Regions from separate parts of the Homo sapiens genome. Here region 1 is linked to region 2. Evidence: chromatin contacts called from ENCODE Hi-C or POLR2A ChIA-PET data. All regions are on one chromosome and are shown on one strand. Each heading gives the region's core, a stretch centred on a gene start or an enhancer-like site at or near the end of the contact. The rest is flanking DNA. Distances are from core to core; before and after follow the strand shown.

Region 1 (4,691 bases), core at 97-2,596, 240 kb before region 2:
ATTAATGATTCCTTCTTCTTCAAAAGGCAACTTCTCAGTCATAAAAACTTGGTTTACATTTTTTTCCTTATTTTTCCTCAGAGTGACACTATTTATAAGAAAAGAAAAGCTGGTTCATGCCAAGAAGAATGGAGGGAATCCTTGGCTGTCTAAATTTGCTAATCTCATGAAATAGCAAATATTTGAAACCGCTTCAGCTGATCCCCAATTTATCACACCCATGCAGACAAAAATCACTGACATTGAAAGTTATAATCCTGCACAATCTTATAATGCATATTTTGTTCACTAGACTGATAATGAGTTCTTTTTTAAAGTATCACTGATTCAGCCACAAGTCACTGGCTGTCAAAAAATGGCAGATTGCTCTTCTGATAAAGTGACACCATACGAAATACATCTTTGAACATAGGCTGCTTTTTAAATTGTAGAGCTCACACCTAAGGAAGCAATACCATTAATTGGAAAATGTCTTAAGATCACAATGTGTTGCAACAATGGAGTATCCAGTTATGGGTTTTGGACAACAGGAATAAAAGAAAACAATGTTAATTTTCTATTCAGTCCAAACAAACCATTAAGTACTTTGTTAATGTGTTTAATTTTTCTTTCCCCAGTCCAGCAGTAGCACAAATGCTGCCACTCTGAAACTTTCTCTATTGTAGTAAGATTCTTGTTATACAGTTCTCTGGCTTCAGTTCTAACACATTATTTTATTGCCTCCGTTACTTAAATATAATCATTACCACTCTTCCAAAACTGCCATGAGGCCTGCACTGCTTGGAAGGAGAATGAGGGTTTGATTTCCTTTGGGCAGGAGAGGGAAACTGGAGAAATCCTATTTTCTCCAGTTAGACTCACCAACCTGCATGTCCTATATGACAGACAGACTCCTGCTGTAAGGGTCTAGATTCAGACTCTTTCCCCCACATTGCTTGTTTGGGATCTTCATCAGTCCCAAAAGAGGCACACTAAATGTCTTATCCTGAATGTAAAATTTAAGTTGAAGCAAAGAGAAATGAGAAGGATGGTAACATCTACCTCACCAGCCAGACCAGTTGAATATATCCTGGAAATGAACAAGGGGTTAGTGTTGTAGCCAAATCACTTCACATCTCTCTATTTAATCATTTTCAAATGCAATGCTTTAGGATTTACCAATTCTAATTTGAAAACAGCTGTATTCTCCCATCAAAGGTATCTAACTCGAAAATCAATTTTGGTGAGGATTGCTAAATAGCACAGCTTGTGTATTTATCACAGGGCAATAGTAGTAAAACTCATGCACATAAATTGAAATATGGCCATTCTCATTTCTAAAAATACAAGTATTGGGCTGGGCACAGTGACTCACACCTGTAATGCCAGCACCTTGGGAGGCCAAGGCAGGCAGATCACTTGAGGTCAAGAGTTCAAGACCAGCCTGGGCAAAATGGTGAAACCCCATCTACTAAAAATACAAAAATTAGCCAGCATGGTGGTATGCACCTGTAATACCAGCTACTTGGGAGGCTGAGGCAAGAGAGTTGCTTGAATTCGGGGGGCAGAGGTTACAGAGAGCAGAGATAGTGCTACTGCACTCCAGCCTGGGTGACAGAGGAAGACTGTCTCAAAAATTAAAAATACAAGTATTAAATGCGTTCTAGTTATAATACTTTCTATGTTTCAACATTTCTAACTTATCTTTCCTAATTTTATGGTAGAATCCTCTAGACGTTCATAAAGACAAAGATTACCCATGGAATTCCCTCCCAGTGTTTTCCTGGGGGGCTGAAAATGAAAATAAGCAGAATTAAAGTTAATATCTCACGAGTTTCATCTTTTGATGAAGACCCAGCCAGCCGCAAACATTGCTTCTCCCCTCACCCCCATCCCAGTGCCTCCTAATCAGTCAAGGACTCAGTTCAAAGTGTCTAGTTCAAGACAAAAGGGAGTTTGAAACATTTATTCAGAACCAAAATGAATGTATCAAGTTTGGTTTTTGCCAACTGTGCAAATCCTTTTCAGTGCATGCAACATTTATACTGAACCAGCCTAACAGGCAAGGTCCCATGTCAGATCCTGTAGAGGCAATACAATTGAATGTGTAGACAGGAACCTAGATTTAGCAGGGGAATACCCAAGTATGCAAATAACTGCAATAAAATGATATGCAACTTTCAGCTCTCAGGTTAAATATTACTTCTTCAGAAAGGCTCATCTCTTCCTAAATCTAAATGAATCTTCTTTGTTAGCATTTCTCTTATACTTTTGTTTTTCTTCATAACAATTGCCACAATATGTTATTATATATTTACTTCATATTAGTTTGTCTCATATGTCTTCCCCAGTTAAGGGTAAGTTCAAGAAGGCACATTTTTTTTCTCCTTTTTCTCACTGTTACTCAGATTAACACAATGATTGTCACTGTCAAAAGAAAAAATAAGCAAATGAATGCAAAAACTTGATTCAATTAGTGAGAGTGAAGTATAAATAAAATGCAGTTAATTGATTTGGGAAGCCTTAGGAAGATTTCATAAAGGAAGGGAAATTTCTGTAACTAGGATTTCAATATTTGAAAGGAAAGGAAAAGAATGTATCCCCACTGGCTAAAAGAAAACTATAAACAAAAGCAGAAAAGGGGAAAGTGCAAGGCTAGATTCCTAAATGAGCTAATAAATATCACATGCCAGATTTGTTTTTCTATAGCTACTTACCAAAAAGTACATTTTAATTTTAAGATATTTGGGTCTTGATTGTTCCACAAAATCTATACAAGACTCTAAAAGAAGCATTGTTTTTAGCAACTGAAAACACCATGAATAGTAAAATCATTAAAAATAATGCCACCAAAGGAAAAAAATTTCTGATATTTATTAGGACATCATTTAGGACACAAAATGCTATGTCAGTTTTGCCTGCAAAGTAAGAAATTTCCTGCATTTTTGGTTGATGGCAGGTAACCTGAAAGAAATCACAGCATTGGCAAAATAATTGAACATCCATGTGGCATTAAGATTACAATCTAAAAGTATATACACACCAATATATAAAAGAATATTTTGTTAAGAATGGGGACACCTTAGCTTCATAAGAATAATCCATTTGAATTTGTAAGTCTTGATCCAGCTTAGAACTCTGAATCTTATTATCAAACTTCTTAGATGCTTTTTTTCACCCTCTTCTAAAAGAAATTAAAATACCCTATTTCCATCTGGATTACAAAAACAAAAATAATGGCCTTTTCACTAAGTTTAGTGTTAAAATAACAAATTAGTATGAGAACACCATGTGTGCCATTGCTACTAATGTATTTGAAAGCTTCAGAAATTTATCCAGACATATTTACTAAGAAACCATTTATTAAGCAACTACCATGTGCTACATACTGTGCTAGAGCTGGGCATATAGTCATAAATAAGACAACAAGTCTTGTCCTTTTGGATATTACATTCTACTCAGGTAAAACAGTAGCAGTACAGCACAACACAGATAGTACAGGCAGTAATAAAAATAATTACAGATAGTGATAAAGATCCTAAAGAAAATAAGACAGTAATAAAATTATATTAGACCATGTACAATCAAGGGAATCATCTAAGTATTTGAAACAAAGATAATGAATTAGTGGAAGAGCTTAAAAGTCAATTAGGACAGTGAAACTTCCCAGAGATTAGCAAAAGCAGAATGTCCTTACTACTCTTAGGTTGGAGGAACAAAGGAAGGAGGTCATGTTACCAGTTTCTAAGGCTTGGGGTCATCTGGAAGAAGCTGGAATCACAGTACAGGTGGAATGGAAGTGCAATGGAAGAAGTGGAACCACAGTGAAGGTGGGAACTGGAGGCATGAAGAAAACACAGGTAGTGCTGGAGGCACCATTAATAACTATGGATAGCATTTTCTCCTTACAAATGTATGGGGTAATCAATACACATACCAAACAACAGGAAAAAAAATCTGTTTTAATTATAAAAAGTTTTAGGGAGCACTAAATGAACTTTTAAATTATCGTATATCATATATTCATTTCTTCAGGAAGTAGTTCATAAGAATCTGCCATGTGCCTATACACCATGGAATACTACGCAGCCATAAAAAAGGATGAGTTCTTGTCCTTTGTAGGCACATGGATGAAGCTTGAAACCATCATTCTGAGCAAACTTATCACAAGGACAGAAAACCAAACACTGCATGTTCTCACTCACAGGTGGGAATTGAACAATGAGAAAACTTAGACACAGGAAGGGGGACATCACACACCAGGGCCTGTCATGGGGCTGGGGGAGGGGGGAGGGATAGCATTAGGAGATATACCTAATGTAAATGACGAGTTGATGGGTGCAGCAAACCAACATGGCACATGTATACATATGTAACAAACCTGCACATTGTGCACATGTACCCTAGTACTTAAAGTATAATAATAAAAAAATAATAAAAAAAAAGAAAGAAAAAAAAAGAAACTGCCACGTGCCAAGCATCATAGCAAGTATTGAGGATCCAACTGGGATACGGTACTAGTCATGCACCTTGACCACCTAAAAGTTAGTAATTGGTGATAATATCATTGTAATTTCTAGGACAGCTATATCAATGCTTTGTATGTAGTAGGTGCTCAATAACTGTCAAATGAATGAACAGGAATTTCATTTATTTATTTCATCAAAATGAATAAATTCCAGTTATTGGTAACTTTCAATAACTAAAAAAGT
Region 2 (4,892 bases), core at 911-3,410:
TGTGCTTATTTTTGTTCTTTTTTTTGCCGTCCTTTTCTTCCTCATAAGTGAAGTTATATCAGTCTGATCATGAAACCTCAACTGGTTACACATGTTTGGTTTTAGATTCTTTATCTTTCAAATATATATATAATTTTCCAGTAAACTTGGAAGAATTCATTTATATTATACATATATTATCACATGGTTCTACATTTTGAATCTCGTCCTTGTTTTTGTTTCCATCATATAATACGTTATCATGGTATCAATTACCAGGTGCATTTTTAATAACAGGTCAGCATTTGAATGGCTTTTATATTTCAGAGACAATACTCAGTATCAAATATATTGTACATTATAACTTTGGAATTCTCCCTTTCCTTTCGGATTTTTCTAGTGAGATGGAGTGGCTTTCTGTTGTCTTTTACAGCCTTCAAAGCTACTGTTTTTAAATTATGCCACAGACCTGATAATATTCTGAAGAGTATTGCTCCTGGAAGACTGCAGTGGAGAATATTGTTTTTTCCTATTAATTCTCTTACCTGCCTATTCTGGCAACCAAATCTTGATCCATAGAAGTAAAACATACTGAGTAGAGGTGGGAAAAGTTGAGGAAATGGTGTGATACAGTCCATACTCATAGTCATATAGTTATTTAGTGAAAGAGCTAGGATTAGGACTCCTAATTCCTAGATTAGTATTCTGTATTCTACAGTAAAAGAGATATTTACTCCATATAGGCAAACAGTATTCGTACTGAAGCATCTTACTATGATAGTTTTCCTATAAAATTTGTTAGTTACAACTTTTAGTTTGGGTTTCCCTCTCCTTGCTGTACCACCATCTTCTCCATCCTGATTACTTCAAGAAATTGCACTATAGTTGAACTTTTCTTGAGCTCTTGGAATTCTGGATCAAATTTAACAAGATAACCTTTAAAGAAAAGTGAAAATTACTCAATGTATACAGAAAAATAATAATAACAACCCAAACCAGAATAAGGAGACATGACCTCACATCAGTACAAGGGATCAAGGAAAAAGTTAGCAACTCAGTATGAGTGAATAATGTGATGTGGTTGCTAAAAATGAATATAGTAACATTATAAATTAATAGTGGAGTAATTCCACGTCATTTATAAACAATTTTCACTCCAATATGTAGAATAACTTTCATGATGGGCTTTATTAGAGGGTAGTGAATTCTTTGTAGATTGAAAAACCATTTGGACATTGTCTAGTCTGTGAAGATGTTTCGGGCATTCAGTTAGTGGTTAGATTTAAGGAATTTCTCCTTCTAAAATTCTAATTACAGTTCCCCAAACACATTTATACTTTCATGTATTAACTCTAGAATGTATGCTCTCTGAGGGGAGGGATTTTTGTCTCTGATTCACTGATGTATTACCATTGCCTAGAATAGTGTCTGGCATTAGTAGGCATTCAGAAAATGTTTGTTGAGTAAATGAATGTTTCTATGTTTATAGTTTTCCCTCTTCCTTGACATTCTTGCCCTGATAGATTGCCTTGTAAAATTTGATTCATCTTTATGAGCTCAGTTCATATGTCATCCCTGTTTCACAGAGGATTTATGCCTTTCTGGAGTCTCTTAGGCAAAATTGTTTCCTTCTGTATTTCCATAGCACCTTGCTAATTCTGCATTCTGTTACACTGTCTAAAATTAATAATTGTGTAAAACTCTTCTACAAGAGATTAACTCCTTTTGGGCAGTGACACAATGATAATGCTATTCATTTTTATAGTTTTTTTTTTTAAGCCTACTCCCTTGGATATAGTAACATTCAGTGAGTGTTTGATTTTAGTTTGATTAGGTATTTAATGAGTGAGGACCAAATTGTGAGAAGTAAATCCACATGTAGTTAGACCATTTTTCTCCATAATAGTGGAATGAGTAACACTATTGTATCTTAAATCAGAGGAATATAGAATAAAATAAAGTTCAAAACATAGTAAAAGGGGGATGTCTTTTATATTGAAAGTAGAAGTTGATGTTCACTTTTTACGGGCTCAGAATGTCTTACTGAAGAGGTAGCATTTGAGATAGTTCCTTCCCAGATTGGTTAGGTATTTATCTAACAAGTAGAAAGCAAAAAGTGGAAAGTACATTCTAAGAACAAAAAGTACAAGCTACAGTGGTGGGAGATTGGCAAATAGGAAGTTATGTGTGACCATGGTATAGGAACCAAAAAACAATTGGTAGTATGAGACAGGAAATGTAGACTTGAGTCCTGTGGTAAACGACTTCAGTTGCAGAATGAGAAATTTGTAGGCAGTAGAGAGGTGTTTTTTTTTTGTTTGGTTTTTCTTAATGTAGGGCACAGCTGCTGTTGAAACTGATGTATCCAGATTAGAGTGGTGGAGTAGGACATAATTATATTAGTTGGGCTGTTGTTTAAGAAAAGTCGATAAGAGGGCCTGAGTTAGGGTAATGGCAACAAGAAAAGATTAAGAGAGGTTTGGAAAGATATTTACTGAACAGAAACATCTTTTTTTATATAAACATAAATAAGGATAGTGTGGGGATATGTTTGCAGATACGATTTTCATGAATTTTAATAAAAATTGATTAATAGTTAATTATATAAAATACTGTCTTAATGTCTTCCCTTTAGGGCCGGGAAGAAGATCCACATGAAGGAAAAATGTGAGTTTGTGTTAATTATTAAAATGAAAAAAAAAATCTATATTGTAAATTTACTAATTGGAAAACTTTGGCCAAAAAAATTGTTTTTTAAGGTTTTGGACTGACTTAACTTTTAAATTTGGCTTAGGGAACTGATTTCTAAATATTTTCTTAAGGATCTAGTGATAAAGTCTTGTTTTTAAATAAAAGGTAGCTGATAACTAAATATAACTCTTTTTATCACCACACTGAAGACTTTGAATAAACACTACATTTATAACATTATGAATGTCACAATTTGGCACATTTTAAAATTATTCATAGTATTTCTTGGTTATTCATAGTATTTCTTGTTTTATAGCCACATCTTTTATCCCCCCAAAATAACGGTTCTTCACAATTTTAATAAGATTCAGCAAGGTCTTTTTTTTTCATAATCTTCAGACTGATTTTATGTATATGTAAGTTTTCTTTTGAAGATCTGAACCATTAATCCCAATTCTCTCTTACTCACATTTTAATAGACTATTCATCTCCTAATATCTTTTCAGTACAACATTTTTTCTTATCTTTCAGCATTTAGGGATGGAACTTGAGGCTTGCCTCAAGTGTTTGCTTTTTCTGTTTTCTAACCATTAGAATATAAAAACATTCAACTGACTACTCCATTTGCAGTCACCTTGTTTAATGCTTCACCCTTCTGTAAGTGGAATATGTAAGATATATTCTGAGTTCATTTTTATTGTTTCTTGTAGCTACAAAATAGATTCCATTAGTGAGACTGTACCCTGCTGTTTGTATTAGTTTGAAGTCTCCTCTCTACCTATATCAGGAGTTTCAAATTCTTTTTTGTTATTTTTTCTTTTTTTTTTTTTTTGAGACAGAGTCTTGCTCTGTTGCCCAGGCTGGAGTGCAATGGCACGATCTCTGCTCACTGCAACCCCTGCCTCCTGGATTCAAACGATTCTCTGCCTTAGTCTCCTGAGTAGCTGGGACCACCGGCGCACAACACCATGCTAGGCTGGTTATTGTACCTTTAGTAGAGATGCGGTTTTGCCATGTTGGCCAGGCTTGTCTTGAACTCCTGACCTCAAGTAATCTACCAGCCTCGGCCTCCCAAAGTGCTGGAATTACAGGCATGAGCCACTGTGCCCAGCTAGGAGTTGCAAATTCTAATTAATGCTTGGAAGAATCAGACAGACAATGTAAGCAAGTGAAGCGGGTCAAGTATATATATTCCCAGTTTTCTTTAGACACAATAATCTTGATCTTTCTTATTTTCCCTCGTTGCTAGAGATCAAGGTACATGGAACTGTGTCCCTACTGTCAAAAAACAACACTGTACGTGTGGTAATAAATGGCAACTAATATTCACTCACGGTGTTAGGGAAAACTGTGGGAAGTAGAAAACTAGAAAGTGTTTGCCTATTGTAAGGTAATCACTTTGTCTAGTTGTCTAGTTGATATGTGTAGGAATGTGAGTCTAGTGTTGTTAGATCCTTCTGATTTTCAAAAAAAGACCATAAATCTAGGTTTTTTTATTTTAGATAATAGCAATGGAATTTTAAATTTAAAAATATAGGTTAAATGCTAGTAAACATTTAAAGCTACATCAGTTTTCTCATAGTATAAAATATAAATCCCACTTTCACTCGGAAGTCTTTTTATCTGATAGCATTGTCATTCTTCCATTTTTCTTAACTTTATGTAATTTCTTAATTGGGGCATAACTTAAATTTGCATTGTTGGTTTATTTTATGTGTATGTTTGTTCCCTTTAATTTCCTAATATAGGGACTGTCGCAGTACTTTAAATTCTTTAAAGTGTCCTCAGTAACATCTACAAGTAACCTTTGAGATTAAATAGATGGTATAACTTTGGTTGAATTTCTTTCCAGCTCCCTATTTACATGATATGGGCACCAAGTCCTGATGACTTTATCTCTTAAAGTATTTCTTAAATGTTTACCGCCTTCTCAAATCTTAAATAACTACATTCTAGTTCAGGACTTTTTAAATCTCCTGCCAGGATTTGATATAACAGTAACCTCCAAGTTGATCTCCCTTGACTCTTTAGCCTCATCAAATCCTTTTTTCCAGTAGCTGGAATAATCTACCTAGATTGAATCACATTATCCTTAACTGCCAGCAGGTATATGAAAAAATGCTCACCATTCATTACTAATCATCAGATAAATGCAAATCAAAACTACAATGAGATTTCATTTCACCCCAGTTATAATGGCTTTTATCCAAAAGATAGGCTAT

What was found. A loop is a pair of places that touch in the nucleus more often than their neighbours do. ChIA-PET counts read pairs that join two places held with the same protein, here RNA polymerase II (POLR2A). Pooled maps may share reads with other maps.
Region 1: a pooled map shows a loop between it and region 2 (2.2-fold over the local background). The contact joins two enhancer-like sites. A Hi-C loop is called at or near these places in 1 of 168 maps with a recorded cell type or tissue (GM13976), 23 of 37 single-sample maps with no recorded cell type and 5 of 50 pooled maps. POLR2A ChIA-PET finds 5 or more read pairs at or near these places in 3 of 52 experiments (activated CD4-positive, alpha-beta T cell, activated CD4-positive, alpha-beta memory T cell and naive thymus-derived CD8-positive, alpha-beta T cell).

Annotation. Positions count from the first base shown.
Region 1 is chr5:87,101,730-87,106,420 of GRCh38, forward strand. The region is part of intron 1 of MIR4280HG (MIR4280 host gene); the gene reads right to left. It also overlaps the pseudogene RN7SKP34. Among named protein-coding and RNA genes, the nearest start is that of MIR4280, 11 kb to the right of the region's middle. RefSeq lists a silencer at 189-389. Within about 2 kb of position 1,347, at least 2 of the 41 ENCODE cell types and tissues checked have a DNase peak (open chromatin) inside an H3K27ac peak, as active enhancers do.
Region 2 is chr5:87,338,676-87,343,567 of GRCh38, forward strand. It overlaps RASA1 (RAS p21 protein activator 1), which reads left to right. Exons shown (of 25, transcript NM_002890.3): 6 at 2,615-2,646. It also overlaps a transcript of CCNH not described here. Among named protein-coding and RNA genes, the nearest start is that of CCNH, 72 kb to the right of the region's middle. Within about 2 kb of position 2,161, at least 4 of the 41 ENCODE cell types and tissues checked have a DNase peak (open chromatin) inside an H3K27ac peak, as active enhancers do.